Linked DNA regions of Homo sapiens: region 2 is linked to region 1. A link is an interaction called in ENCODE POLR2A ChIA-PET data of the cell type or tissue named here. Cell type or tissue: GM12878. All regions are shown on one strand. Each heading gives the region's core, and the rest is flanking DNA. Links, peaks and the distances in the headings are about the cores only. Region 1 holds the start of LOC124904638 (a long non-coding RNA gene). Region 2 holds the start of LOC124904639 (a long non-coding RNA gene).

Region 1 (16,199 bases), core at 1,762-9,761:
ATCTCAGGGCAGGCGGGGGTCTCAAGGCCTCCCTGCCCTTGTCACAGCCCGGGCCACCTATGCTTGTCTCTCTTCTCCCAGATGGACATGTGGACGGCGCTGCTCATCCTGCAAGCCTTGTTGCTACCCTCCCTGGCTGATGGTGCCACCCCTGCCCTGCGCTTTGTAGCCGTGGGTGACTGGGGAGGGGTCCCCAATGCCCCATTCCACACGGCCCGGGAAATGGCCAATGCCAAGGAGATCGCTCGGACTGTGCAGATCCTGGGTGCAGACTTCATCCTGTCTCTAGGGGACAATTTTTACTTCACTGGTGTGCAAGACATCAATGACAAGAGGTTCCAGGTCTGTGCCCAACAGAGTGGGGCAGGAGGTGGGGGCGGGCAGTGGGGAGAAGCCGCCTTACCTAGTGACCTTCCTTTGGTGAGGGCAGAGGGAAGGTGATGGGGCACCTTTGGGCGCCGGGAGCATTCAGTGTCTCCCTTATCCTGACTTGGTGGGAGGATCGGCATAGCCACTGACCCCAGGGAAGAGGCCTGCCCTATCTGTTTGCTACAGGAGACCTTTGAGGACGTATTCTCTGACCGCTCCCTTCGCAAAGTGCCCTGGTACGTGCTAGCCGGAAACCATGACCACCTTGGCAATGTCTCTGCCCAGATTGCATACTCTAAGATCTCCAAGCGCTGGTGAGCCACCCTCAGCCCTGCCTTCCGAGATCCTCACATAGCAGGGACACAGGGGCCCTGTGGCTTGAGCTGACCCTGGGACTTCTGCGCCCAAGATGTGCACCCACGACCTCTATCCCCTCCACAGGAACTTCCCCAGCCCTTTCTACCGCCTGCACTTCAAGATCCCACAGACCAATGTGTCTGTGGCCATTTTTATGCTGGACACAGTGACACTATGTGGCAACTCAGATGACTTCCTCAGCCAGCAGCCTGAGAGGCCCCGAGACGTGAAGCTGGCCCGCACACAGCTGTCCTGGCTCAAGAAACAGCTGGCGGCGGCCAGGGAGGACTACGTGCTGGTGGCTGGCCACTACCCCGTGTGGTCCATAGCCGAGCACGGGCCTACCCACTGCCTGGTCAAGCAGCTACGGCCACTGCTGGCCACATACGGGGTCACTGCCTACCTGTGCGGCCACGATCACAATCTGCAGGTGAGGGCCCTGTGGGTGGGGTGGGAGCTGGGTGAGGGGGGTCCCCATCCCAGCTGATGTCCACATGGCTGGGGTCCTCCTGCTGTTTGAGGGTCTCCTGTGGCCTTCAGAATGTCTAGACTGTCCCTCAAATCTTGCTGTCTAACCAGGAAAACACTCCAAAGCCAGAATAATATCTTCGAATTGCCAATTTCTTTCTTTCTTTCTTTTTTAAGCTCTTTTTTTTTTTTTTTTTTGGAGACAAGGTTTCATTGTTTTTCACCCAGGCTGGAGTGCAGTGGTGCAATCGGGGCTTACTGCAGCTTCAATCTCCCGGGCTCAGGTGAACCTCCCACTTCAGCCTCCAGAGTAGCTGACACTACAGGCATGGGCCACCACATGCAGCTAATTTTTGCTTTTTTTTTTTTTTTTGAGAGGGAGTGCAGTGGCACGATCTCAACTCACTGCAACCTCCGCCTCCTGGGTTCAAGCAATTCTCCTGTCTCAGCCTCCCAAGTAGCTGGGATTACAAGCATGGGCCACCAAACCTTGCTAATTTTTATATTTTAGTAGAGACGGGGTTTCACCATGTTGGCCAGGCTGATCTCGAACTTCTGACCTCAAGTGATCTGCCCGCCTCGGCCTCCCAAAGTGCTGGGATTATAGGCATGAGCCACTGCACCTGGCCCTTGCGCATTTTTTTTGTAGAGGCAAGGTCTCACTATGTTGCCCAGGCTGGTCTCAAATTCCTGGGCTCAAGCAATCCACCCCCTCAGCCTCCCAAAGTGCTGGGATTACAGGCATGAGCCACCACACCTGGCCACCAATTTCTTACTAAGTGCTCTACCTATGAAATAGGATTAATACACTCCTAAAAGTCAGGAAATTGAAGCCAGGAGGGGTTACATACCTCAAGGTGACTCTGTGGTTAGGGCCAGATCGAGCCCTGGACCTTAGGCAGGGCTCTGCTCAAAGCTGGGTCTCCACTGACCCCTTGTCCTCCATCCTCAGTACCTGCAAGATGAGAATGGCGTGGGCTACGTGCTGAGTGGGGCTGGGAATTTCATGGACCCCTCAAAGCGGCACCAGCGCAAGGTCCCCAACGGCTATCTGCGCTTCCACTATGGGACTGAAGACTCACTGGGTGGCTTTGCCTATGTGGAGATCAGCTCCAAAGAGATGACTGTCACTTACATCGAGGCCTCGGGCAAGTCCCTCTTTAAGACCAGGCTGCCGAGGCGAGCCAGGCCCTGAACTCCCATGACTGCCCAGCTCTGAGGCCCGATCTCCACTGTTGGGTGGGTGGGCCCTGCCGGGACCCTGCTCACAGGCAGGCTTTTCCTCCAACCTGTGGCGCTGCAGCAGGGCAGGAAGGGGAAACACAGCTGATGAACTGTGGTGCCACATGACCCTTGTGGCACAGATGCCCACGTATGTGAAACACACATGGACATGTGTCCCAGCCACAGTGTTATGCTCTGTGGCTGGCTCACCTTTGCTGAGTTCCGGGGTGCAATGGGGGAGGGAGGGAGGGAAAGCTTCCTCCTAAATCAAGCATCTTTCTGTTACTGATGTTCAATAAAAGAATAGTTGCCAAGGCTGAACCAGTGCCACTGGTGTGTTATGTTCTCCTGGTTAGAGTGGCTGGGCTCCCCTGAGCTGCTGTTCCTTGCCTCCATCTCTTACCCCATCCATGACCAAGTTGCCTTATCCATGGATGTGATTATAAAACCCGGCCAGGCACGGTGGCTCACACCTGTAATCCCAGCACTTTGGGAGGCCGAGGTGGGCGGATCACGAGGTCAGGAGATCGAGACCATCCTGACTAACATGGTGAAACCCCGTCTCTACTAAAACTACAAAAAAATTAGCCAGGCGTGGCGGCGGGTGCCTGTAGTCCCAGCTACTTGGGAGGCTGAGGCAGGAGAATAGTGTGAACCCAGGAGGCGGAGCTTGCAGTGAGCCAAGATAGCGCCACTGCACTCCTGCCTGGGTGAAAGAGCGAGACTCCATCTCAAAAAAATAAAAAATAAAAAAAAAATAAAATCCAAGCAGAGGCCAGGCTCAGTGGTTCACATCTGTAATCCCAGCACTTTGGGAGGCCAAAGCGGGTGGATTATTTGAGGTCAGGAGTTCAAGATCAGCCTGGCCAGCATAGTGAAACCCCATGTCCACTAAAAATACAAAAAGTTAGTCAGGCTTGCTGGCGAGTGCCTGTAATCCCAGCTACTTGGGAGTCTGAGGCAGGAGAATCACTTGCATCTGGGAGGTGGAGGCTGCAGTGAGTCAAGATTGCGCCACTGCACTCCAGCCTGGGCAACAAGAGTTAAACTCTGCCTGAAAAAAAAAAATTGGCCAGTTGTGGTGGCAGGAGCCTATGGTCCTAGCTACTCAGGAGGCTGAGGCAGGAGAATTGCTTGAACCCAGGAGGCGGAGGTTGCAATGAGCTGAGATTGTGCCACTGTACTCCAGCCTGGGTGACAGAGCAAGAATCTGTCTCAAAAAAAATAAGTAAATAAAATAGGCCAGGCACGATGGCTCACACCTGTAATGCCAGCACTTTGCAAGGCCTAGGTGGTCGGATCACTTGAGGTCAGAAGTTCAAGACCAGCCTGGCCATCATGGTGAAACCCCATCTCTACTAAAAATACAAAACTTATCTAGGCGTGGTGACACATGACTGTAATCCCAGCTACTTGGGAGGCTGAGGCGAGAGAATCACTTGAGCCTAGGGGGTTTGCGGGTAAAGGGGGTGGAGAGGTGAGGGCGGAGATTGCAGTGAGCTGAGATTGTGCCACTGCACTCCAGCCTGGGTGATAGAGCAAGACTCTGTCTCAAAAAAAAAATTAATTCAATAAAATCCAAGCAGAAAGAAGGGTACAACATAAAGCAAGTCTTCCTCCACCCCAGGGGCAACTAATATTAATCATTTTCTTTCTCTATATAGTCTATGCCTCCATAATCAAAACATTCCCTTTATTATTTTCTTTTTTTTTTCTTTTTTTTTTTTTTTGAGATGGAGTCTCACTCTGTCACCAGGCTGGAGTGCAGTGGCGTGAGCTCGGCTCGCTGAAACCTCCAACTCCCAGATTCAAGCAATTCTCCTGGCTCAGCCTCCTGAGTAGCTGGGATTATAGGCACGCGCCACCACGCCCAGCTAATTTTTTTTTTTTTTTTTTTTTTTTTTGAGATGGAGTCTTGCTCTGTCGCCCAGGCTGGAGTGCAGCGGCGTGATCTCGGCTCACTGCAAGCTCTGCCTCCCGGGTTCACACCATTCTCCTGCCTCAGCCTCCCAAGTAGCTGGGATTACAGGCGTCTGCCACCACACCCGGCTCGTTTTTTGTATTTTTAAATAGAGATGGGGTTTCATCGTGTTAGCCAGGATGGTCTCAATCTCCTGACCTCGTGATCCGCCTGCCTCAGCCTCCCAAAGTGCTGGGATTACAGGAGTGAGCCACCGCGCCTGGCAATTTTTGTATTTTTAGTAGAGATGGGGTTTCACCATGTTGGCCAGGATGGTCCCAATCTCCTGACCTCATGACCTGCCCGCCTCAGCCTCCCAAAGTGTTGGGATTACAGGCGTGAGCCGCCGTGCCCGGCCTATTATTTCTTTAGGGAGAGGGGTCTTGCTATATTGTCCAGGCTGGAGTGCAGTGGTGCAATCATAGCTCCCTGCAGCCTCAAACTCCTGGGCTCAAGAAATCCTCCCACCCTAGCCTCTCAAGTAGCTAGGACTACAGGCACGCACCACCACTCCTAACTAATTTTTAGATTTTTTTTTTTTGTAGAGATGGGAGTCTTGTTCTGTTGCCCAAACCGGTCTTGTACTCCTGGGCTCAAGCAATCCTCCTGCCTCAGCCTCCGAAAGTGTTGGGATTACAGGCATGAGCTATTGCTTCCAGACTGTTTTTCAGAGACAGAGTTTTGCTATGTTGCCCAGGCTGGTCTTGAGCTCCTGGGCTCAAGTGATCCATCTCAGCCTCCCGAGTAGATGAGATTACAGGGGCATGCCACTGCAAACACATTCCCATTTTTTACACCAAAAGCAACACAATATACACATAGTTCTGCACACATTCCCGTTACTGCACTCCACTTTTTTTTTTTTCTTTTTTGAGATGGAGTCTCACTCTGTCACCCAGGCTGGAGTACATGGGTGTAATGTTGGCTCACTGCAACCTCCATCTCCTGGGTTCAACCGATTAAGCAATTCTCCTGCCTCAGCCTCCCAGGTAGCTGGGATTACAGGCCCCCACCACCATGCCTGGCTAATTTTGTATTTTTAGTAGAGACGGCATTTCACCATGTTGGTCAGGCTGGTCTTGAACTCCTGACCTCAGGTGATTCACCTGCCTTGGCCTCCCAAAGTGCTGGGATTACAGGCATGAGCCACTGTGCCCAGTCCTGAATTGTTTCTTGCATAAGATCCAAGAATGCTCTCTTGGGGTCTGGATCGAGACCCCTTTCCTGTAACACTTCGAACAATTTTGCAATCCTCAATGTCATAACAAATGACCTTGTCTACGCATTACCTATGGGGCAGACATGTTTGCAGGATTCCCAGGAACAAGGAAAAAGATCGCACTTCTTTTTGACAGCCACGAAGCTTCTGCCTTATGTCACTGGCTCCTTGCTAGTGCCCCTTGCAGGATTTTATTGGTTTTGGGGGTTGTTTTGAGAGACAGAATCTTGCTCTGTCACTCAGACTAGAGTGCAATGGCAGGATCATAGCTCACTGCAGCCTCAAATTCACAGGGTCAGGTGATCCTCCTGCCTCAACCTCCCAAAGTGCTGGGATTGCAGGCGTGAGCCAAAGTGCCAAAGTGCTCAGCCTCATTGAGGTTTTTTTTTTGAGATGGAGTCTCACTCCATCAGCCAGGCTGGAGTGCAGTGGCACGATCTTGGCTCACTGCAACCTCCGCCTCCCGGGTTCAAGCAATTCTCTGCCTCAGCCTCCCAAGTAGCTGGGACTACAAGCACACGCCACCATGCCCAGCTAATTTTTGTATTTCTAGTAGAGATGGGGTTTCGCCATCTTTGCCAAGCTGGTCTTGAACTCCTGACCTCATGATCCACCCACCTCGGCCTCTCAAAGTGCTGGGATTACAGGCGTGAGCCACCGCACCCAGCCGTGGTCTTTTTAAATCTTTCCTTCTAGGCCAGGCATGGTGGCTCACACCTGTAATCCCAACACTTTCAGAGGCCGAGGCAGGTGGATCACCTGAGGTCAGGAGTTTGAGACCAGCCTGACCAATATAGTGAAACCCCGTCTCTACTAAAAATACAAAAATTAGCTGGGCATGGTGGCGTGTGCTTGTAGTCCCAGCTACTTGGGAGGCTGAGGCAGAGAATTGCTTGAACCCGGGAGGCGGAGGTTGCAGTGAGCCGATATGACGCCACTGCACTCCAGACTGAGCAACAGAGCGAGACTCTTTCTCAAAATACATAAATAAATAAATAATTGTTTCCCTCTTACCAACAAGGCTGCAGTGGTGGTCCCTGGACCAATGCTGTGAAAGTAATGTGTAAGAAAACTTCTAGAAGGAGAATTATCTCAGGGCTGGGCACAGTGGCTCACACCTGTAATCCCAGCACTTTGAGAGGCTGAGGCAGGCAGATCACTTGAGGTCAGGAGTTGGAGACCAGCCTGGCCAACATGGTGAAACCCCATCCCTACTAAAAATACAAAAAATTAGCTGGGTATGGTGGCACGTGCCTGTAATCCCAGCTACTGAGGCTGATGCAGGAGAATCGCTTGAACCCAGGAGGCAGAGGTTGCAGTGAGCCGAGATCACACCACTGCAATCCAGCCTGGGAAACAGAATGAGACTCCGTTTCAGGGGAAAAAAAAAAAAAAAAAAATCTCAGGGCCTGTTTTTCTTATACTGAAAGCAGAGTGCTAGACCTGATGTGACAGTTGCAGGGGAGCCCAGTTCCCCTCTGAGGGAGAGTTAAGTAACACCCACCCCCAGGCAACCCAGGCCATTAGCGCTAGGCAAGGCACAGGAACCCCTCCTTTGGCCCACCCTCAACCGCCACTTGCAACTGCTACACGGCAGGGACCCAGTTGTTTGGCTCCAGCTGCCTGCCTAGCGGAGTGAAATGAATCTGGACAAAATGTAAACAGGGCTGAGTGCAGTGGCTCATGCCTGTAATCCCAGCACTTTGGTAGGTAGGGGCAGGCAGATCACTTGAGGACAGGAGTTCAAGACCAGCCTGGCCAATATGGCAAAAACCCACCTCTACTAAAAAATACAAAAGAATGAGTCAGGCCTGGTGATGCATGCCTATAATCCCAGCTATTTGGGAGGCTGAGGCATGAGAATCGTTCTTGTCTGGGAAGTGGAGGCTGCAGTGAGCTGTGATCACGCCACTGCACTCCAGTTTGGGAGACTATCTCAAAAAAAAAAAAAAGTAACTGAGGTTACTTCTGGGGAGAGGCACTTGGTGAAATTGTCACCTTTCATTTGTTATTTTACTTATTTTTTTTTTTTTGAGAAGAAGTTTCCCTCTTGCTGTCCAGGCTGGAGTGCAGTGACGTGATCTCAGCTCACAGCAACCTCTGCCTCCCAGATTCAAGCGATTCTCCTGCCTCAGCCTCCTGAGTAGCTGGGATTACAGGCATGCGCCACCACGCCTGGTTAATTTTGTATTTTTTAGTAGAGACAGGGTTTCTCCATGTTGGTCAGGCTGATCTTGAATTCCCGACCTCAGGTGATCCACCCGCCTAGGCCTCCCAAAGTGCTGAGATTACAGGCATGAGCTACTGCTCCGGCTTATTTGTTACTTTGCGCGCGCGCGTGTGTGTGTGTGTGTGTGTGTGTGTGTGTGTGTGTATCTTGGTATAATTTGCTACTTTATAGATGTCAATACTGTTGAATTTGTTACAAGGTGTATGTGTTACTGTTACAATTTTTTGGTTTTTTTTGAAACAGTGTCTCACTCTGTTGCCCAGGCTGGAGTGCAATGGTGTAATCATAGCTCACTGCAGTTTCCACCTCCTGAGCTCAAGGGATCCTCCTGCCTCTGCCTCCTGAGTGGCTGGGACCACAGCTTCACCCCACCACTCTTGGTTAATTTTGTGTGTGTGTGTTTTGTAGAGATGGGGTCTTGCTATGTTGCCTAGGCTGGTCTCAAACTCCTGACCTCAAGTGATTCTTCCTCCTTAGCCTCCCAAAATGCAGGATTACAGGTGTGAGCCATCATGTCTGGCCAACTGTTATAATTAAGCAGTGATCTTTCCAAAATGCAATCCTGGCCAGGGGTGGTGGCTCACACCTGTAATCCCAACACTTTGGGAGGCTGAGGCGGGCAGATCACTTGAGATCAGGAGTTCGAGACCAGCCTGATCAACATGGCAAAACGCTGTCTCCATTAAAAATACAAAAATTAGCTGGCATTGTGGCGGGCGCCTGTAATTCCAGCTACTCAGGAGGCTGAGACAGGAGAATCACTTGAACCCAGGAGGTGGAGGTTGCAGTGGGCCGAGGTCGTACCACTGCACTCCAGCCTGGGCAACAGAGCAAGACTCTGTCTCAAGCAAACAAACAAATCCCCAAAATGTAATCCTGAGTTTGTTCCAGCTGCCATTTACCGTCACTTCTGATCCTGGCCCATGAGGCAGGGGCCAGAATCATCCTTGCTTCTCAGAGGCTATTACAGAAGCTCAGACGTGTTTTTGTGGGTTTTTATTTTTTAATTTTTTTTGGTACAATATTTATCTTAGATTGGACGGCTTAACCACTGTGACCAAGGTAATTTCTAGGAAGTGGCAGTCCCTCAATCTTAACCACAACAGTCTAGGGAGGTCACAGCCGCGCTCTTCTCACTGACTCAGAGGCACCAGACAGGCAGGAGTCTGAATCAGAGGTCACCATCATAGCCCAAGGACCCCGTTCTCATGGCCCAGAGCACAGAAAGAAGAAGTGACACATCCAATGTCACACGAAGACTGAGTGGCAGGGGAGGGGGGATTGTAACTCAGGCTCCCTCCTCTACATCAGCCAGACACTTCTACCGAGCACCAAGGACCAAAGCTCTGTGCCAGGCAGCTGGGGACCCAAGGACACTAGGAGGAATAAATCAGGGTGGGCGCTGGCCCTCAGGGAGCTTCTGTCTTGCTGAGGAGACAACACCAGCCAGCACTCAGCCATCTTAATTAATTATTTTATTTTTTTCTTTACTTTTCTGTTTTTTAGACAGGGTCTCACTCTGTTGCCCAGGCTGTCAGGCTGGAGTACAGTAGTGTGATCACAGCTCACTGCAACTTCCGTCTCCGGGGCTCAAGCAATCCTCCCTCCCACCTAAGCCTCCTGAACAGCTGGGACTACAAGCACACACCACCACACCTGGCTAATTTTTTTTTTTTTTTTTTTTTTTTTTTTTTTTGAGACGGAGTCTCGCTCTGTCACCCAGGCTGGAGTACAGTGGCGCAGCCTCGGCTCACTGCAAGCTCCGCCTCCCGGGTTCACGCCATTCTCCTGCCTCAGCCTCTCCGAGTAGCTGGGACTACAGGCGCCCGCCACCACGCCCGGCTAATTTTTTTTTTTTTTTTTTTTTTAGTAGAGACGGGGTTTCACCGTGAGACAGAGTCTTGCTCTGTCGCCAGGCTGGAGTGTAGTGGCCTGATCTTGGCTCACTGCAACCTCCACCTCCCAGGTTCAATTGATTCTCCTGCCTCAGCCTCCCGAGTAGCTGGGACTACAGGTAAGTGCGCCACCATGCCCAGCTAATTTTGTATTTTTAGTAGAGACGGGGTTTCACCATGTTGACCAGGATGGTCTCGATCTCCTGACCTCGTGATCCACCCACCTCGGCCTCTCAAAGTGCTGGGGTTACAGGCGTGAGCCACTGCACCCAGCCAATTTTTGTATTTTTTGTAGAGAGGGGGTTTCACCACTTTGTCCAGGCTGGTCTTGAACTCCTGGGCTCAAGCAATCTGTCCATCTCGGCTTCCTGAAGTGCTGGGATTATAGCCATGAACCACCGCACCCGGCCTAATTTATTTATTTTAAGAAATGGTGTTCGGGCATGGTACATCACGCCTGTAATCCCAGCACTTTGGGAGGCCAAGGCGGGCAGATCACCTGAAGTCAGGAGTTTGAGACTAGCCTGGTCAACATGGTGAAATCCCTCCTCTACCAAAAAATACAAAAATTAGCCAGACACGGTGGTGTGCACCTATAACCCTAGATACTTGGGAGGCTAAGGTGGGAGAACTGCTTGAACCCGGGAGGTGGAGGTTGCAGTGAGTCGAGATCACACCACTGCACTCCAGCCTGGGCAATGGACTGAGACTCTGTCTCCAAAAAAAAAAAAAAAAATGCCGGGCGCGGTGGCTCATGCCTGTAATCCCAGCGGTTTGGGAGGCCGAGGAGGGCAGATCACGAGGTCAGGAGATCGAGACCATCCTGGCTAACACGGTGAAACCATCTCTACTAAAAACACACGCACAAAAAAATTAGCCGGGCGTGGTGGCGGGCGCCTGTGGTCCCAGCTACTCGGGAGGCTGAGAGGCAGGAGAATGGTGTGAACCTGGGAGGTGGAGCTCGCAGTGAGCCAAGATCGCGCCACGGCACTCCAGCCTGGGCGACAGAGCAAGACTCCATCTCAAAAAAAAAAAAAAAAAAAGAGAGATGGAGTCTCCCTAGGTTGCCCAAACTGGTCTTGAACTCCTGTCCTCAAGTGATCCTCTCACTTTGGCCTCCCAAAATGCTGGGATTACAGGCATAGCCACCACACCAGGTTCAGCCATTTTTGGAAAGATGCCTTTTAACCTGCAAGAAACGAGACAGCAGAGTCCCTCAGGCAAGTGGCAGGGTTTCATCTCTTCTCGATCCTCCTGAGCAACCAACCACTCCTGATTTCAGCTGTCACAGACACTATCATCTTGCCACTCTGCTTGTCAAACTAGAGGCTGAAAAAGGGACTGGCATTCTCATGCAGCCAGTAGGCTGTCTGTCACTTGACACTCAGGCCATGTCCACTTCCTAAACAGCATCCCAGGCCAAGAATCATGAATAAGAAGGTGAGATACCTGCCTTACCAATAGCAAAACATACAGTCATCAAAATAGTAACACACTGGCTCAGGGTCAGGTGTGGTGGCTCACACCTGTAATCCCAGCACTTTGGGAGGCTGAGGCAGGTGGATCACCTGAGGTCAGGAGTTCAAGACCAGCCTGGCCAACATAGCGAAACCCTGTCTCTACTAAAAATACAAAAATTAGCCAGGTGTGATGGTGGGCACCTGTAATCCCAGCTACTCGGGAGGCTGCTGAGGCAAGAGAATCACTTGAACCCTGGAGGCAGAGGTTGTAGTGAGCCGAGATTGCGCCACTGCACTCCAGCTTGGGTGACAGAGCAAGACACCGTCTCAAAAAAAAAAAAAAAAGGACATTGACATTGACTCAGGGTAAGGTGTGGTGGCTCATACTTGCAATCCCAGCACTTTGGAAGGCTAAGATGTGAGGATCACTTAAGGCCAGGAATTCAAGACCAGCCTGGGCAACATAGCAAGGCCCCAACTTAAAAAAAAAATACATAAATTAACCAGGCATGGAGGTGTACGCCTGTAGTTCCAGCTATTTAGGAGGCTGAGGTGGGAAGATCCCTCGAGCCCAGGTGCTGGAGGCTACAGTGAGCAATGATCACACCACGGCATTCCAGCCTGAGCCTGGATGATGGAGTGAGATCCTATCTCTAAAATAAAAAAAAATAAAAAAAAACCAAAACAAAACATTGGCTCGGGAAAATATCAAGAGAGAAAGTAGAAACAAATACAAAAACAATATAGCATTGACTCAGGAAAATACTGAGGGAATCCAAGAACAAATTCAGGAAGATTTATTTAAGAACATAATATAGGTTCAAGGTCGCATTGCAACTTCATGGAAAAGGAGGTGTTATTTGCCTTGTCAGTTTGCACTAGAATGAGACAAAACCTGAACCCTACCTTAGACCACATACAAAAATAAATTCCGAAGGAATCAAATATTTCAGGGAGGCAGGATGTGGTGGCTCATGCCTGTAATCCCAGCACTTTGGGAGGCCATGGTGGGTGGATTGCTTGAGCCTAGGGGTTCAAGACCAGCCTGAGAAACATAGTGAATCCCATCTCTACCAAAAATAAAAAATAAAAATAAAAAAGTAAACAGGCATGGAGGTGCTTATCTGTAGTTCCAGATACTCAGGGGGTTGAGAGGGTGGGGTGGAGAGGGTGGGGCAGGGGCTAAGGTGGGAGGATCACTTGAGCCTGGGAGGTCAAGCCTGCAGTGAGTCATGATCATGCCACTGTACTTCCGCCTGGGCCACAGAGTGAGACCCTGTCTCAAAATCAATCAAGCAAGCAAGCAAGCAAGCAATCACAGGGAAAGATGCAAATGAACATCCACACAAAGACCTGTGGAGGGAAGGCAAGATTTCTCCTCTACCCTCTTAGATCTCTGGCGGGGCCTAAGACTTAAACTGACATTTGATCAATTAATAGGAGAAAAGCATAGAAATATATTTAACATAAGTTCTATGGGACATGGGAGCCCTGAAAAGGAAGACCCAAAGAAGCAGTTACAGTCAAACACTTATTTACTGTATTAGACAAACAGTAGAAAATTATGGATGGACATGGTGGCTCATGCCTGTAATCCCAACACTTTTGGGAGGCCAAGGTGGGCGGATCACCTGAGGTTGGGAGTTTGAGACCAGCCTAATCAACATGGAGAAACCCCACCTCTACTAAAAATACAAAAATTAGCCAGGCATGGTGGCACATACCTGTAATTCCAGCTACTTGGGAGGCTGAGGCAGAAGAATCACTTGAACCTAGGAGGCAAAGGTTGCAGTGAGCTGAGGTCGCACCACTGGACTCTAGCCTGGGCAACAGAGCCAGACTTCTCAAAAAAAAAAAAAAAAAAAGTAGTAAATTATAGATGGGCGTGGTGGCTCATACTAGTAATCCCAACACTTTGGGAGGCCAAGGTGGGAGGATTGCTTGGACCCAGGAGTTCAAGAACAGCCTGGACAACACAGGGAGACCCCATCTCTAAAACAACAGAAAATAAAATTAGCTGGGTGGCACGCACCTGTAGTCCCAGGTACTCAGGAGGCTGACGTGGGAGTTTCGCTTGAGCCCAGGAGTTTGAGGCTGCAATCAGCTATGATTGTGCCACTGTACTCCAGCCTAGGCAGCAGAGTAAGGCCCCGTCTCTAAATAAATATATAAATAAATTTTAAAATTATAAATAAATATTATAAATAAAGTTTTAAAAGGGTAGTAAATTATGAAAATGTGACAAGACAAAGGGGTTTGGGCTAGAGCAGTTAATGGTGGAAAAATAACTAGAAAAATAAGGGTTCATTTAACAAGGTTTGTTTGTACATTTTTTCCTCAGCTTTGACTCCCTGTCTTCTGGTGATAAGAATTGTACGCTCTAGGGCTGGGCGCGGTGGCTCAGGCCTGTAATCCCAGCACTTTGGGAGGCAGAAGCGGGTGGATCACTTGAGCTCAGGAGCTGGACACCAGCCTAGGCAACTTAGTGAAACCCTGTGTCTACCAAAAATACAAAAAAATTAGCTGGGCATGGTGGTGGGCGCCTGTGATCCCAGCTATTTTGGGGACAAGGCGAGAGGATCGCTTAAGACTAGGAGGTGGAGGTTGCAGTGAGGTTGCAGGAAGTGGATATCACACCACTTCGCTCCAGCCTGGGCAACAGGATGAGACCCTGTCTAAAAAGAATTTTACTTTCTTCCTGGGATGGGGAGGGCATCTTCCATATGGGGGTTTATCTCGTTTTCCAGAGAAAAGAGGGAGGTCAGAGTGCTTTTCCTGCACCTACTGTTTTTCAAGTGCACTTAGCTGAAACAATCCATATGCCAAAGTGGCATATTTTGGAGTGGTGTCATCTGCCACCCTCAAAATGAAAGAAATGGTTCATAACAGCTCTAATAATTGTTCAACAACCGGCAACAATGCAAAAAACAGGTCACTAACAGGTGAAAAGATAAACAAAGTGTGGGACATTCATATAACAGAATACAACTGAATAATAATCATGCCTATAATCCAAGCACTTTGAAAGGCCAAGGCAGGTGGATTGCTTGAGTCCAGGAGTTCGAGACCAGCCTGGGCAACATGGCAAAACCTTGTCTTTACAAAAAACACAAAAATTAACTGGGCGTGGTGGTGCACAGGTGTAATCCCCGCTACTCGGGAAGCTGAGGTGGGAGGACTGCTGGAGCCTGGGAAGTTGAGGCTACAGTGAACCATGATGGTGCCACTGCACTCCAGTCTGGGTGACAGAGTGAGACCCCATCTCAAAAGAAAACAAAAAAGAAACAAACTGCTGACATATCCAACAACACGAGTGAGTTCCTTTTTTTCTTTTTTTTTTTTTTTGAGACAGAGTCTGGCTCTGTTGCCCAGGCTGGAGTGCAATAGCGTGATCTCGGCTCACTGCAACCTCCGCCTCCTGGTTTCAAGTGATTCTCCTGGCTTGGCCTCCCAAGTAGCTGGGATTACAGGCGCACACCAACACATCCAGCTAATTTTTGTATTTTTAGTAGAAATGGGGTTTCACCATGTTGGCCAGGCTGGTCTTGAACTTCTGACCTCAAGCAATCCACCCGCCTTGGCCTCCCAAAATGCTGGGAACATGAGTGAGTTTCAAACATCTTATGCTGGGGAAAGAAGCCCAGCTCAAAAGGCTACACGTTGTATGATTCAGCTTATATGACTTTCTGAAAAAGACAAAGTTACAGGAACCAAAAACAAATCAGTTAGGGCCAGGGGCTGGAGTAGGGGACAGAGCACAAAAGGGCAAGAGAAAAATTTCTTTTTTTTCTTATTTTTTTTTTTTTAAGACTGAGTCTTGATCTGTCACCCAGGCTGGAGTGCAGTGGCACAATCTTGGCTCACTGCAGCCTCCGCCTCCCGGGTTCAAGTGATTCTCCAGCCTCAGCCTCGCTAGTAGCTGGGACTTCAGGCGTGTGCCACTATGTCTGGCTAATTTTTGTATTTGTAGTGGAGACTACAAGGGGTCTCACCGTGTTGCCCAGGCTGGTCTCAAACTCCTGTCTTCACGTGATTCGCACACCTCGGCCTCCCAAGGTGCTAGGATTACAGGCATGAGCCATCACACTCGGCTACTGGTAAGAGGAAATTTCTTAGGGTGATGGAAATAATTGTCTTGATTATGGTCATGTTTTAATGATATACCTGTATGTCAAAACATGCAATTTCGGCCAGGCATGGTTTAAATATGAGCAGTTCATGTTCAGTCAATTACATCCAACAAAGCTGGGAAGGAGGGAAGTAAGAGAGGGAAGGGATGAAAGGAGAGAAAAAGAGAAAACTAATGTGGCAATCATGAACAAAATGAAAGATATATACATCCTGTGACTCAATGTCTTTGTTTTTTTTTTTTTTTTGAGATGGAGTTTCACTCTTGTTGCCCAGGCTGGAGTGCAGTGGCGCGATCTCGGCTCACTGCAACCTCTGCCTCCCGGGGTTCAAGTGATTCTCCTGCCTCAGCCTCCTGAGTAGCTGGGATTACAGGTGCCTGCCACCATGCCCAGCTAATTTTTGTATTTTTAGTAGAGACAAGGTTTTACCATGTTGGTCAGGCTAGTCTTGAACTCCTGACCTCAGGTTATCCACCCGTCTTGGCCTCCCAAAGTGCTGGGATGGGCCAGGCGCCGTGGCTCACGCCTGTAATCCCAGCACTTTGGGAGGCCAAGGCAGGCAGATCACGAGGTCAGGAGTTCAAGACCAGCCTGGCCAACATGGTGAAACCCCATCTTTACTAAAAATACAAAAATTAGCCAGGCATGTTGGCGCACACCTGTAATCCTAGGTACTCAGGAGGCTGAGGCAGGAGAATTGCTTGAATCCAGGAGGTGGAGGTTATAGTGAGCCGAGATCACGCCACTGCACTCCAGCCTGGGCCACAGAGCAAGACTCTGTCTCAAAAAAAAAAAAAAAAAAGCAAAAACAAAAAAGTGCTGGGATTACAGGTGTGAGCCACCATACCCGGCCATCATTTATTGTTTTTTATTTTATTTTATTTTAT
Region 2 (16,199 bases), core at 5,382-13,381, 210 kb before region 1:
GCCTGGGCGACAGAGCGAGACTGTCTCAAAAAAAAAAAAAAAAAAAAAAGAGTGGACATGGTTTAGTTTGAAAAGTCCTTTGGTAAGTTCAAGCCAAAGGCTGAGGGCTATTTAAAAACATTAGTCATGGAGTGGCAGAAAATTGTTTTGTTGTGAATTAGCAAACTGAATGTTGATCACATAAATTGGGTCATTCTTGCCAAACTCAACTATAAGAGTCAACAGGCCAAGGGGGAAAAGCACTCAGGGCACGTACCAATGCTCCAAGCATGTCATTCTCTGCCAAGCTGCTGAAACAGCCAGTTGTATCCTGAAACCGGTTTTATCTAATAGTTACTGAAACAACTTGCTGTGGCTCTAAGAATAGTTTTACTCATTGCCATCATTTCCCGATCAGAACTTTCCAACTCCCAAAAACCTTACTAGTGCCAATGAACTTTCTTGAAGAACCATATGTAACACTTCTCCTTTTCATGAAACCTCCAATGTTCTCTGTTTTTAAGACATACCAAAGACCACTTGGTCTGTGTGTATGCCCTGAATTACAAGTATTTCTTCCCAAATAAAATGTTTTAATTTCAGAAATTCATCTTTGACATATCTGGCTTTCTGACATTAGACACTTCCATGAGTCTACAGTCCCTTTTCTTCAGTTCTACGAACCAAAAAGCTCTGACAACTCTATTTTGTAAGGTAGGCATGAACCTGACATCAAGAAATAAGAGGCTATTTATTGGCTGTTTTGTTCTGTTTCAAGTATTTACTCATTTTGTTGTAGGAATATTAATGAGTTTGATCTCAGAGTGCTGTTTCAGTTTCTACTGAGAACACTACATTATCTATGATATATTAATTATCTCAGCTTCTTACAGATGAAATAACAGGCTCAAAGAGGCGCAGTGACTTGCCCAAGGTTGTTTCACATCTAGAGAGAGTAAAGAGTAGAATTGAGGTCTTCTGCCCCCTTCACTTGTTTTTTGTTGTTTTTTCCTCATTGCACTGTACTGCTTCCTCATGATATACCTCTGAAGACCATCTTGATAAATTCTTCTGTGTGGAAGAGTTTAAGCAATCACATTCATCTTATTTGACATTTTCTTCTATTTGAGACAGGGTCTCACTGTGTCACCCAGGCTGGAGTGCAGTGATGCCATCACGGATCATTGCAGCCTCAACCTCCTAGGCTCAAGCAATCCTCCCACCTCATCCTCTGGAGTAGCTAGGACTACAGGTACATGTCACTATGCCTGGATCATTAGAAAGAAAATTTTTTTGGTAGAAATTAGGTCTTGGTATGTTGCCCAGGCTGGTCATTCATAGGTGTTTAAAGTGTGATAAATGGATGATTTAAGTCTGATAGAACTTTTACACATATTATACATTTAAGCATATACACATGGAAGCTCCTGGGAGTTGGTTATGTTTACATGGTGGAAAAAAAACCCTTCAAAATAATTATTAGTTTGAGAAAAATACATCAATAAATAATTTCTACGTCAACACATTGTTTTTTGTTGTTGTTGTTGTCGAGATGGAGTCTCGCACTGTTGTCCAGGCTGGAGTGCAGTGGCGCCATCTCGGCTCACTGCAGGCTCCACCTCCTGGGTTCATACCATTCTCCTGCCTCAGCCTCCCGAGTAGCTGGGACTACAGGCGCCCGCCAACACGCCCAGCTAATTTTTTGTATTTTTAGTAGAGACGAGGTCTCGCCGTGTTAGCCAGGATGGTCTCGATCTCCTGACCTCAGGTGATCCACCCTCCTCGTCCTCCCAAAGTGCTGGGATTACAGGCGTGAGCCACCGCTCCCGGCCTTGTCAACACATGTTATATGTAAAAAAGCTAATCAAATGTGAGCTTCCAACAATTCCCTCTGCTTCATTCTTCTGACTTTCAACAGATCATGGTTAACACCAAGGGCTCTGTGTCTGAGGTTTCACATGTTTACGTCACCTATTTTAAATGGTCTCAACCTCACTCCACCACCACTGACCCATCAAATCATTTCCGCAGCTAAATCCGAAGTATTCTGTAAATAGCTTTCCCTTTCAAGGAGTCTAACTGGACTCAGGTTGAACTCCCTTGTGGCTCTCTCATGTTCCTTGATTTATTCATTTGAAATTGTCTTCCAGAGCCGGGCGCGGTGGCTCATGCCTGTAATCCAAGCACTTTGGGAGGCCGAGGCGGGTGGATCACGAGGTCAGGAGATCGAGACCATCCTGGCTAACACGGTGAAACCCCGTCTCTACTAAAAATACAAAAAATTAGCTGGGCGTGGTGGCGGGCGCCTGTAGTCCCAGCTACTCGGGAGGCTGAGGCAGGAGAATGGTGTGAACCCGGGAGGCGGAGCTTGCAGTGACCCGAGATCACGCCACTGCACTCCAGCCTGGGTGACAAAGCGAGACTCCGTCTCAAAAAAATAAATAAATAAATAGTCTTCCAGGAGAGATTGTGATATACTAAGTGAGGACCTCATCCATTTTATTTGCTTCTCTTCTCCCTAACCTGCTACACTACTTCTTCATTGAAGGCACAGAATATTTTAAACTGACCATCACTTGCTGTAAATTCTGGAGATCTCAGCACAATTCAGAAATCCACACCCTAAAGGAGTTATGTGTGGATGTTAATGCCATCCTCACCACGAGAGGGAGTTCGTTGTCTCTTTTTCTGCAAATCGGTGCAAAGCAGTTTTTTTTTTCTTTTGAGACGAAGTTTCGCTCTTGTTGCCCAGGCTGGAGCGCAATGGTGCGATCTCGGCTCACTGCAACCGCTGCCTCCCGGGTTCAAGCGATTCTCCTGCCTCAGCCTCCCGAGTAGCTGGGATTACAGGCGCCTGCCACCACGCCCGGCTAATTTTTGTATATTTAGTAGAGACGGGATTTCACCATGTTGACCAGGCTGGTCTTGAACTTCTGACCTCAGGTGATCCACCCTCCTCGTCCTCCCAAAGTGCTGGGATTACAGGCGTGAGCCACCGCGCCCGGCTTTCTTTCTTTTTTTTTAAATCTACGGGATAACACTTCATAAAAGTAACAGTGACACTATTCAGTTTGGTTCATTTATATGATTTGACTTTTCATAGGTTGTTAAGAAAGCAGTAAAGTCTGTGAACCTAATCGGATTTCCCTGACTCTGAAAAGTGTATTAAAAAAAATGTATATATGGAAAGGAGTAACTGAGGTGACAGAAAGACTTGCTGAGGAGGTGACATGTGGGATGGGACCTGAAGTAATGTATTAGTATAAAAAGTCAGGTCAGAGGATTCAAGGAAGATGGCAGAATAAAAAGCATGAAGAATCTGTATCCCCCACCTGGATTTGCATTGGCAGAATCCAACTCATGTAGCTATTTTGAAACTGCGGATACTATTAAAAGCTTGCAGCTTCCAGGGAAATAATTGGCTAATAAAATTGGGTTAATTTCGGTCAATTTCAACTCTTAGTTGAGTCAGCAGCCCTGACTCATTCCCCCTCCTCAGCTCCATGACAGGTAGCTATGCATAAGTTCTAACAGCAGTCTGCATGCAGTTTTGGGGGGCCAGGGTGGACAAAAAGGACCTGTCTTCCAAATATTGGGGATCTGCGCACTGCTTGATAATTGTTGCTTCTGATCACAGAGTTACAGACAAAGAAGTGGTGGTGACTGTTGCTGCTGCATCTCTCTCCATTTTTTGAAGGCCCTTCCCCTCCATCTGAAGTGACTTCCAGGCTGGTGCCTTTTATTTTTCCCTTAATGCTTTTATTCCTCTCCTTTTGAGAGCCACTGAAGATTAGGTTGTGCAAAAATAACCATACATGCAGAGAAAATTAGACAGTTACCACACATGCCCAGGGACAGGTGCAACTAAGAAAAGACCTGAGAAGAACTTAAGTTTACACCTTAGGCTGTTCCTCAGCCCACAGACACCTGACAATAGTGTTATTTTAAAACTATCTTATATATTTTCTTTTATTGATACATATTTTACATATATATAAGGTACACATGAGCATTTCTTGCATGCATAGAATGTGTAATGGTCAAGTCAGCGTATTTGGGGTATCCATGATCTTGAGTATTTACCACTTCTATGTGTTGGTAACATTTCAAGTCCTCTCTTCCAACTACTTTGAAATATGCAATATATTTTTGCTAACTATAGTTCACTCTAGTATGCTTTCTAACATCAGAACTTATTCCTTTGATCTAAATGGAAATTTGTACATATTCACCAATTTCTCTTCATTTCCCCTTCTCAGCCCCGGATAACTTATTCTATTCCCTATCTCCATGAGGTGAAGTTTTTCACCTCCCACATATAAGTGAGAACATGTGGTATTTGTCTTTCTGTGCCTGGCTTATTTCACTTACCATAATGACCTCAAGTTCCATCCATGTTGTTAGCAATAACATTTTACTCTTTTTTATGGCCAAATAGTATTCCACTGTGTACATAAACATTTTCTTTATCCCTGTGTCCACTGATGGATGCTTAGGTTAATTCCATATCTTTGTTATCATGAATAGTGCTGTGATAAATATGCAAGTGCAAGTATCTCTTTGATATACTGATTTCTTTTCCTGTGGTTATACTTGGTTTGCTGGATCATGTGGTGGTTCTATTTTTAGGTTTTTGAGAAATCTACATACTGTTTTCCACAGTAGTTGTTCTAATTTATACTTTCACCAACAGTGAAAGTTTTCTTTTCTCCACATCCTCATCAGCATTTGTTGTTTTTTATCTTTTTTAGTAAGAACAATTCTAAGTAGAGTATCTCATTGTGGTTTCAATTTGCATTTTCCTAATCATTAGTGATGTTGAACATATTTCCATATACTTTTTGGCCATTTGCATGTCTTCTTTTGAGAACTGTCTGTTCACATCCTTTTCCCACTTTAATGGGATTATTTATATTTTTTGCTGTTGAGATGTTTGAGTTCCTTGTATATTTGGATATTAGTCCCTTGTCGCATAGTTTGCAAATATTCTCTCATATTCAACAGGTTTTCTCTGCACTCTTGTTGTTCCCTTTACTTTGCACAGCTACTTTTTAGTGTAAGATAGTCTCATTTGTCTATTTTTATCTTTGTTGTCTGTGCTTTGAGGTATTAGCCATAAAATCTTTGCCTAAACCAATGTCCTGAAGTATTTTCAATATGTTTTCTTCTAGTAGTTTTACAGATTCAGTAGGTCCAATTGTTAAAGAATGTGATCTTCAGGTACAATCCTGTCATGCAACAAAGGCTCCAGGTCACTTGAAGGATAACAAAATGCCTATAACCACTGGAAGGTTTGGTGATGTAAAGAAAAAGAAGGAACAGCTTCCTATAATATTTGTAGCTAAAGCAGCTGCAATTATGGAGATGAAACCTTCAACACTTAAAGATCTTATACTCGCAAACTCCACAGATCCTGACATTGTTGCTGACATGTACACGTACTTAGGACAATGAATGACAGTTGTATTTGTACTGAACATGTAGACTTTTTTCTTGTCATGATTCCCTAAATAATACAAAAGCAACTTATACAGAATTTACAATGCATTGTGTATTATAAGTAATCTAGAAATGATTTAAGATATACAGAAAAATGTGCCTAGATTATATGCAAATATGCTGTTTTTAATATCAGGGACTTGAATATCTCTGAATATAGGTATTCCTGAGGGTGCTGGAATCAATTCACCTCAGAAACTAGAGAAGACTGTATTCAAAAGAAACTGAAGCTACTAAATGCTTTACCACATTGTTTACATTCATAGTGGTTCTCTGCAGTTTGAAATCTTTCATGTAACTGAAATGAATTAGGACTAGTAAATGCATTTCTACATTCCTTACAGTAGTAAGGTCCATTGCTAGTATGTTATAATAACCACCTTTGAAAGTTTGCTAGACAAAGAAAGTTTTTTCATATTCCTCACATTCATTATATATATATTTTTGAAGTATGAGTTTGGTCATGTTTTCAAAAGGTACTGAAAAAAATGGAAGGTTTTAGTACATTTTTATATTCATACAACTTTTTTCAGTGTGAGTCTCTTATGTATTTGTAAGAAGCTGAAAGTACTTAAGGCTTTCTCACATGTTCAACACTCATAGGGGTTTTCTCTAGTGAGTCATTTCATGTTTATGAAAGGAACTGATACAATGAAATGCTTCCCCACATTCTTTACACTTATAGGGTTTCTCCATACTGTGGGTCCTTTCATGTTTATGAAAGGCACTGGGACAATGGAATGGTTTCCCACATTCCTTACATTTATACGGCTTCTCTCCAGTATGAACTCTTTCGTGTATTCGTAAGTAACTTGAATGACTGAAGGCTTTACCACATTCCTTGCATTCATAGGGTTTCTCTCCAGTGTGAGTTCTTTCATGTCTTTGCACTGAACTGGGATAATCAAAGCCTTTCCCACATATCTTACATTTATGAGGTCCATTTCCAGTATGTGTTATCATGTGTCTTCGAAAGCTTGAGAGATCAGATAATGCTTTCCCACATTGCTGACAACCATAGGGTTTCTCTCCAGTGTGAGTCCTTTCATGTAGTTGAATGTAACTGGAAGACCTGAAGCCTTTCCCACATAGTTTACACTTATAGGGTCTCTCCCCAGTGTGAATTCTTTCATGTCTTCGAAATGAACTGGGAGAATCAAAGCTTTTCCCACATATCTTACATTTATGAGGTCCATCTCCAGTGTGCATTATCATGTGTCTCTGAAAGCTTTTCAGATGAGAAAGTGCTTTTCCACACTGCTTACATTCATAGGGCTTTTCTCCAGTGTGAGTCTTTTCATGTACTCGAATGTAATTGGAAGACCTGAAGGCTTTTCCGCATTGTTTACATTTATAGGGTCTCTCCCCAGTGTGAATTCTTTCATGTATTTGAAGGTAAGTGCAACAAATGAAGGCTTTTCCACATTGTTTACATTTATATGGCTTCTCTCCAGTGTGAGTAGTTTCATGATTTCGAAAGTAATAGAAATCACTAAAGGCTTTCCCACATTCACATTTATAGGGTTTCTCCCCAGTATGAGTTGTTTCATGCCTTCGACATAAACTGGGAGAATCAAAGGCTTTCCCACATACCTTGCATTTATGAGGTCCATCTCCAGTGTGCGTTATCATGTGTCTTCGAAAACCTGTGCAATCAGAGAATGCTTTCCCACAATACTTACATTCATACGGTTTCTCTCCAGTGTGAGTTCTTTTATGTCTTCGAACTGAACTGGGAGAAAGAAAGCCTTTTCCACATATCTTACATTTATGAGGCCCATCTCCAGTGTGCACTATCATGTGTCTTTGAAAGCTTCCAAGATGATAAAATGCTTTCCCACATTGCTTACATTCATAGGATTGTTCTCCAGTGTGAGTCCTTTCATATAGTTGAGTGTAACAGGAACAACTGAAGGCTTTCCCACATTGTTTACATTGATAGGGTTTCTCTCCACTGTGTGTTCTTTCATGTCTTAGAGTGGAACTATAAGCAGGAAACGCTGTAGAACACTGCTCATATTCATATGGTTTCTCTTCAGTGTGAGTTCTTCTAAGCATATGAAATAAACTAGGCCAAATAAAGGCGTTTCCACACAACTTACATATACGAGGTCCATCTCCATGGTGTGCTGCCATGTGTCTTTGAAGGTTTTCAAGAGAACTGAAGCTTGCACATTCCTTACAATCATAGAGTTTCTTTCCATGCTGAGGTCTTTCATGTATTTGAAAGCAGGGCTGATAACTGAAAGCTGTCCCACATTGTGTATGTGTATATGGCTTCTCTCCATATTCTTGATACTCACATGGTTTGTGTTCACTGTCAACTCTAACGTAGCAATTAAGAGATGAACGACCCATGAGGACGTCTGTACACTCACTGCTTTCCCATGGATCTACTCCAGGTATTTTCTCGTTCACAATACTGTCTTGAGTCTGGGTAAAGGGTCCTCCACATTGACTATTATCTTTAATTTCACAGGCTCTCTCTACCATATGACATCTGTAAAAAATAAGAAGTACATTAGTAAAGGTTTGTTTATAAATGATTTTGTATTAATAAGTATTGGATTTACATTTCTTTTCTTTCTTTCTTTTCTTTTTTTTTTCTGAGACAGGTTCTCGCTCTGTTGCCCAGGCTGGAGTGTAGTGGTGTGATCTCAGCTCACTGCAACCTCCACCTCCCGGACTCAAACCATCCTCCCACCCCAGCCTCTCAAATAGCTGGGTCTACAGGCATAAGCCACCACACATGGCTGATTTTTTTTTTTTTTTGAGACGGAGTCTCGCTCTGTTGCCCAGGCTGGAGTGCAGTGGCGCAATCTCGGCTCACTGCAAGCTCTACCTCCCCCGGGTTCACACCATTCTCCTGCCTCAGCCTCCCAAGTAGCTGGGACCACAGGCGCCTGCCACCACACCTGGCTAATTTTTTGTATTTTTAGTAGAGACGGGGTTTCACCATGTTAGCCAGGATGGTCTCGATCTCCTGACCTCGTGATCTGCCCACCTCAGCCTCCCAAAATGCTGAGATTAGATTTTTGTATTTTTTATAGAGACGAGGTTTCACCATGTTGCCCAGGCTAGTCTTGAACTCCTGAGCTCAAGCAATCTGCCCACCTTGACCTCTTGTAGTGCTGGGATTACAAGGGTGAGCCACCATACCCAGCCTTTCTTTTTCTTTTTCTTTTTTTTTTTTTTTTTTTGAAACTGGGTTTTGCTCTGTTGCCCAGGCTGGAGTATAGTAATGTGAACAGGGCTTACTGCGGCTTTGACCTCCTGGGCTCAAGCAACCTTCCTGTCTCAGCCTCCCAAGTAACTGAAACCACAAGCACAGGCCACCATGCCTAGCTAATTTTTGTATTTTTTGTAGAAAGGGCGTCTTGCCACGTTGCCCAGGCTGATTGAACACCTGGGCTCAAGCAGTCTTCCTGCCTCAGCTTCCCAAATAGTTGGGATTACAGGTGTGAGCTATCGCACCTGGCCTGGATTTACATTTCTAACATTATCATGCAAAGTGTAGGTCTCATGCCCTCTTTGAACATGAATGGACAGAATGATGTACAAGGTAACTCAACCCCAGCTGTTTTGAAGATAGTGACATTCATATGGGAATTCTTAATACTGTTTCCAAGGGAACTATTTTGCAGGCACTGAATAGCCATAGCCATGTCACATTTAAGTATATGTTTTTGAAGAAAATTTTCTAAGAATAAATAAATTTAAGGTGGGCTTGTTAATTTTCCTTGCTTCTTTTTAAAATTTTGGGCTGGTCACAGTGGCTCATGCCTGCAATACCTGCCTTTTGAGAGGCCAAGGCAGGAGGAACGCTTAAGGACAGGAGCTGGAGATGAGTCTGGTCAAACACAGCAAGACTCTATCTCTACAAAAACTAAATATGTAGCCACATGTGGTGGTGCATGCCTGTAACCCTAGCTACTCAGGAGGTTGAAATGGGAGGACCATTGAGCACAGGAGTCCGAGGCTACAGCGAGCTATGATCATACCACTGTACTCCAGCCTGAGCAACAAAGTGAGACACTGTCTCTAAAACAAACAAAATAAAATAAAATTTCTGGCATACTATGAATCACTTCAAGGACACAGCTTTCTCTTGTGAGTGCAAATTACCTTAGATTTCTTCTGAGATCTTTGTACTGATCTTCTTCTATATCATGATTTTGCCATATCATTCCTAAAAGTTAGAACCAGAAAAATGACTATAAATTATTATAAAATTATAGAAAGACTGTAAGATTTTATGTACACTACAATCATGCATGATTCACACACCAAACTACAGCTGAGTCTTCAACACAGGTTTGAACTGCACAGGTCTACTTACATATGAATTTCTTCAGTCTCTGCTACTCTTGAGACAGCAAGACCAACCCCTCCTCTTATTCAGTCTACTCAATGTAAAGACAATCAGAATGAAAACTTTGTAATGTTGTATTTTCTATGAATACTAAATAATGTTCCACTTACCTATGGTTTCCTAATGAATATTTTCCTTTTCTAGCTTACTTTCCTGTGAGAATATATAGCATGTAATACATATGACATATAATACATGTATTAATCAACTGTTTATGTTACCAGTAATGCTGCCAGTAAACAGTAGGCTACTAGTGGTTAAGTTGTGCGGGAGAAGATGTATGACTGCTTGGGTGGCTGGTTCAAGGGCCAATTATATACCCTTCCATATTTCAAATAATTGAACAGCATTGATGACCAAGAAACAAATGTCTCTAATTGACTAAGTGAAGACATGATGACATCCTTACCTATACAGTCCAGGTTTCTGATGGTTTCCTGCATCACATCTCTGTAGAGACTCTTCTGTGATGGACCCAGCAAAGCCCACTCCTCACAGGTGAAGTTTATAGCCACATCCTCAAATGCCACTGAGTCCTGAAATATTTCACATGTGCAGAGGAGGAATATTAAAACTGAAGGCACTGGGAATGTAAATTCACTTCATAACCTTCACATGATGCTGTGGTTTCCAAGCATTTATTCAAGAACATGGTAAACCCACTCTTATTCTCTCTTTACACTCATTTTATCCCACACAATTCTGATCCTAGAAATGAACATGTTTTGTAAAGTAACAGTTGAATAGGAACACGCCTCTTGTTGGTAAGTTAAGAAAGTGAGTCTTATTGCCTGAATCACTCCTCATTTCTATTTCTACAGTGGGTCTGCAGTTCTTGTCATGACAAAGTCCTACTACCTATTGTGCAAAAGAGAGTTACCAGCAAGAAGGCTCTCACCAGATGCCCAGCCTTGATGCTGGGCTTCCCACCCTCCAGAAGTGTAAAAAATAAATATCATTTCTTATAAATTACCCAGGTTAAAGTATTCTGTTATAAGCAACAAAAAACAGACTAAGCCATGAAAAAAACACTCTGAGGCCAGGCACAGTGGCACACACCTGTAATCCCAGCACTTTGGAAGGCCGCGGCAGGCAGATCACCTGAGGTCAGGAGTTCGAGACCAGCCTGACCAACAGGGAGAAACACTGTCTCTACTAAAAATACAAAAAATTAGCCCGGTATGGTGGTTCATGCTTGTAATCCCAGCTACTCAGGAGGCTGCGGCAGGAGAATTGCTTGAACCCGGGAGGCGAAGGTTGCGGTGAGCCGAGATTGCGCCATTGCACTCCAGCCTGGGCAACAAGAGAGAAACTCCGCCTCAAAAAAAAAAAAAGGGAAAAAACACTCTGGTCACTGTGTCTGTAATGAGTGACCCTTGTGCCTTGGGGGATTTAGCCTGTGCTATGTGACTACACTAAGAGAGAACATTTGGAAGCTAGCAACTGGTTTACTGTAGAACATATGTAGTTAAGTATGACAAAAGACTAATAAGGATATTTTACCATCCCAATGGAAAAATTAAACTTTATTAAGTAATGTCAAAGAAGAAAAGAAGGGCCAAGATTGCATATGTTCTTAGAAAAAAACTCAATGTCATCTCTCATGAATATCTATAATATTTCCCTAAATCCCTAAACAGACCTTTTTGTCATCATTAAAAATTACATGACCAAATCTAATAGAAGTCACAAACATCTAAAAATGCTAAAATCCTTCTAACCAAGAAAGCAACAGCTTTCCAAAAACAGATAAAGTATGGTGAATATATTATATTCAGTACCCTGTACTATTAACACAGAGATAAACAAATAGAATAAGGAAGGTGACAAATAGTAGGAAAGTTTTGTGGAGTTTTTATTTGTCCTTGTCCCAATCCCTCCTCACATCAGCACCAGTCTTGAAAACAGCAGACCAAATTTCCAATGTGGATCCCTAGAGAGAGCAGATCAGATCTTATTTGTAAGTTATTGCACCTTTGTATTTTTCAATCCATCTGTGGACTATCCAAAGGTCTGAAAGAAAGTTCTCTTTTTTATTTAATCAATGATGGAGCCTAATTAGGTCAAGCTTGGCAGGAACTGCTTCAAATTGTTGCAAAATACATAAAAAACCTTCAAACAACTGGGACAACAAATTATGATTAAGACATATGGTAGAACATCTAAGTCCTGGGAATAAAAAAGGAGAGAACAATTTCCCTCAGAAATTAGGGCATTCAGGCTGAGCGTGGTGGCTCACGTTTGTAATCCCAGCACTTTGGGAGGCTGAGGCAGGTGGATCACCTGAGGTCTGGAGTTTGAGACCAGCCTGGTCAACATGTCGAAACCCCGTCTCTACTAAGAATACAAAAATTAGTCAGGTGTGGTGGCGGGCACCTGTAGTTCCAGCTACTCGAGAGGCTTAGGGACAAGAATCGCTTGAACCTGCGAATCGGAGGTTGCAGTGAGCCGAGATTGAGCCACTGCACTCCAGCCTGGGCGATAAAGCAAGATTCCGTCACAAAAAAAAAAAAAAAAAGGCTGGGCGCGGTGGCTCATGCCTGTAATCCCAGCACTTTGGGAGGCCGAGGTGGGCGGATCACGAGGTCAGGAGATCGAGACCATCCTAGCTAACACGGTGAAACCCCGTCTCTACTAAAAATACAAAAAATTAGCCGGGCGTGGTGGTGGGCACCTGTAGTCCCAGGTACTCGGGAGGCTGAGGCAGGAGAATGGCATTAACTCAGGAGGCGGAGCTTGCAGTGAGCTGAGATTGCCCCACTGCACCCCAGCCTGGGCGACAGCGCGAGACTCCATCTCAAAAAAAAGGGGGCATTCAAAAGCACTCCAGTGTTTTGGGGAATTGAGAATGCATGTACTGGAAATGCATGCACTGGAAAAAACACATTTTCACAAAAGACCTGGGGAGGCCCTCATTTTCAGCTCTGCATCATCTCTCAGTTTGGTAAAACAGAAAGGTAAGGCTAAAGCAGAGTTTTAAGCAGTCTGGCTAAGTGTTCACCAAATACTACATCACAGACCCATCCACAAAGACTGGAAGAGGTCAGCTTTTTGTTTGGCATGTCTTTTTTACTTTTAGCTGCTAGCATTCAGGAAATCTATCAGAATACTGGATGAACACAAGCTAAGGGAACAGAGACTTCAGTGACTACACTGGACAGAGAACACAGTCTCTGCAGACATGCTCTGAAAATGTTACTAAACAAATGAATAATTAAAACCTTCCACAAACCAGAAGGGCAAACAGTGAAGGGAATCTGATTTCCAGATTATAACATTCAAATGTCTGCTTTACAACACAAAAAATCCATAAAGACTATAAAGAAGAATAAAAATATAGCTCATCAATGGAAAAAAAATTTAATTTAGATAAACCATCTCTGAGAACCTCAGACATTAGACTTATTGAATAAAAACTTTAAAGCAACTGTCTTAAATATGTTCAATGAGGTAAAGGCAATTATGAACAAAGAACTAAAAGAAAACCAGAAAAGGGATGTATGAATAAAATCATATCAATACAAAATTAGAAATTGGACCATATTTAATTTATGCAACTGCAAAGCACAACATCTAAAATGAAAATTTCTCTATAGATGTTCAACAGATGTGAGCAACCAAAGTAAAAAATCAGCTAAAATGAAGATAGAACAATTGAAGTTATTTAGACTAAGGAGAAAAAAAAGGAATGAAATTGATAGAATGTATGATTGATACAACTGTCTTGCTAGTAATGTTAAAAGAAGTTCATCGGAGAGAAGAAAAATTAAATAGATTAGAAATTTGGATCACACACCCACACACGAAGACTCTTAGAATTAAATGAAGACATTTGAAATTCTTTAGTTTTCTTATACCTATCTGATCTAATATAATAGATACAGGTTTGTTCAACATAATAATATCAGCAATGTATTGGGCAATACAATAGAGGAATTCAGAATACTTTGTTATATCAGCACTACCCCTGAAGCCGGTATAGTGTTATTTGAAACTGTAGGCTCATTAGTTGTGAATAGTATTCTACCAACTCTAGTGAATTCACTAATAACATTTAAGAAACAAAGAGATTTACTATACTCATAGAAGCAAGCAAATGGAATCATATACATGCTCAGTCAAAATGAAAGAAGGCAGAAAGGAGAAAGTGGAAAAAAACAGATAATGTACAATAAATGGAAAACAATAACATATATGTGATATTAATCCAATTACATCAGTTATGACATAGAATGTGTATTACCTATATTCAACAGTAAAAAAGGCAGGGACTGGCAGAGTATAATGAAAAAGAAGGCCCATCGATGTGCACAAGAAAACCATTTTAAATAGAAAGGTTTGGATAAATATATGCAATTCTAGCCCTAATCAAAAGAAATATGGAACACTGATACTAAATTCAGACAAATAAGATTTTAGGTCAAAAAAATTACACACGATGGAGATATTTCATAATGATAAAGAGATCAATCCTACAAGACATAATAATCCTTAACATTTATGCCCATAAACACAGATCATGAAAATACATAAGGCAAAAACTTATAAAACCACATGACAAAATACACAAATCTACAACTATAGTTGGAGAAAAACAACTCACCTCTTTCAATAATTGACAGATCAGTTTGGCAGAAAATCACTAATGATACATGTGAACTCAAGAATACTATTAATCAACTAGATTTAATTGATGTGTATTTACAGATTCTTTCATTTTACACCAGCAGGCTACACATTATTTTCAAGCCCTCATGAAGTATATACCAAGATAGACCATATTCTGAATCATAAAACACACTTGAACACATTTTTAAAAATAGAAATTCTATAAAATATGCGATCAAACTATATTATAATTAAAGTAGCAATAAATAACAGAAACATACTTGAAAAGCCTAAAAACCTGGAGATTTAAGTGACAAGCCTCTCAACTATAAAAGCGTCAAAGAGAATTCTCAAGCAAATGTAAATATTGCAATGTTGATAAAAAAAGAGTATATCATAGCAAAATTTTTAGAATGTGCTTAGAAGGAAATGTAAAGAATTGAAAGCAGGCCGGGCGCAGTGGCTCACACCTGTAATCCCAGCACTTTGGGAGGCCGAGGCGGGCGAATCACGAGGTCAGGAGATTGAGACTATCCTCGTTAACAAGGTGAAACCCTGTCTCTACTAAAAATACAAAAAATTAGTCGGGCGTGGTGGCAGGCGCCTGTAGTTCCAGCTACTCGGGAGCTAGGCAGGAGAATGGTGTGAACCCAGGAGGAGTTTTGCTTTGTTGTCCAGGCTGAAGTGCAGTGTTATTATCTCACTGCAACTTCTACTTCCTGGGATCAAGTGATCCTCCCACCTCAGCTTCCTGAGTGGCTGGAACTCCCACTACAGCCTCCTGAGTGGCTGGATGTGCCACCCCATCCTGCTAATTTTTTGTGTTTTCTGTAGAGATGGGGTTTCACCATGTTGCCCAGGCTGGTCTTGAACTCCTGGGTTCAAGCAGTCTGCCAATCTTGGTCTCCCAAAGTGCTGGGATTGTGGAAGGTTTTAATTATTCATTTGTTTAGTAACATTTTCAGAGTATGTTTGCAGAGACTGTATTCTCTGTCCAGTGTAGTCACTGAAGTCTCTGTTCCCTTAGCTTGTGTTCATCCAGTATTCTGATAGATTTCCTGAATGCTAGCAGCTAAAAGTGCTGGGATTACACATGTGAGCCACCATGCCTAGCCTACCAGTGCACCCAGCCTGGCCTGGTGTAGGGACCAGCCCCACAGGGTCGGTGAGTTTCTCCCCATGTGCGGTGACGAGAGAGCGTAGAAATAAAGACACAAGACAAAGAGATAAAAGAAATGACAGCTGGGCCCGGGGACCACTACCACCAATGTGCGGAGACCAGTAGTGGCCCCAAATGTCTGGTTGCACTGTTATTTATTGGATACAAAAGCAAAAGGGGCAGGGTAGAGTGTGAGTCATCTCCAATGATAGGTAAGGTCACGTGGGTCACATGTCCACTGGACGGGGGCCCTTCCCTGCCTGGCAGCCAAGGCAGAGAGGGAGAGGAGACAGAGAGAAAGACAGCTTACGCCATTATTTCTGCATATCAGAGACTTTTAGTACTTTCACTAATTTACTACCGCTATCTAGAAGGCAGAGCCAGGTGTACAGGATGGAACATGAAGGCAGACTAGGAGTGTGACCACTGAAGCACAGCATGACAGGGAGATGGTTACGCCTCCAGGTAACTGCGGACAAACCTGACTGATGTCAGGCCCTCCACAAGAGGTGGAGGAGCAGTCTTCTCTAAACTCCCCCGGGGAAAAGGAGACTCCCTTTCCCGGTCTGCTAAGTAGTGGGT

The links. ChIA-PET counts read pairs that join two places held together with the same protein. Peaks named below come from ENCODE experiments on the same cell type or tissue, not always from the same donor. Only the 100,000 strongest peaks of a DNase experiment are listed, where the experiment ranks them.
Region 2: POLR2A ChIA-PET joins it to region 1 with 10 read pairs; 2 of 35 experiments call an interaction of 5 or more read pairs at or near these places.

What each region holds. Positions count from the first base shown.
Region 1 is chr19:11,561,200-11,577,398 of GRCh38, reverse strand. ACP5 (acid phosphatase 5, tartrate resistant) reads left to right here. Exons shown (of 5, transcript NM_001611.5): 2 at 82-342; 3 at 556-683; 4 at 811-1,156; 5 at 2,147-2,739. The coding sequence starts at 82. The coding sequence ends at 2,389. It overlaps LOC124904638 (a long non-coding RNA gene), which reads right to left and starts at 2,150. Exons shown (of 2, transcript XR_007067140.1): 1 at 2,046-2,150. RefSeq lists enhancers at 1-268, 8,977-9,066 and a silencer at 9,477-9,526. In GM12878, for the core only: no CTCF peak of the experiment used is centred there; a DNase peak (open chromatin) is centred at 9,018; H3K4me3 peaks cover 12 bases; H3K27ac peaks cover 1,861 bases.
Region 2 is chr19:11,771,798-11,787,996 of GRCh38, reverse strand. It overlaps ZNF441 (zinc finger protein 441), which reads right to left. Exons shown (of 4, transcript NM_152355.3): 2 at 10,260-10,386; 3 at 9,604-9,667; 4 at 3,919-7,978. The coding sequence ends at 6,091. It overlaps LOC124904639 (a long non-coding RNA gene), which reads left to right and starts at 10,360. Exons shown (of 2, transcript XR_007067141.1): 1 at 10,360-10,503; 2 at 10,672-10,822. RefSeq lists a silencer at 6,486-6,686. In GM12878, for the core only: no CTCF peak of the experiment used is centred there; no DNase peak of the experiment used is centred there.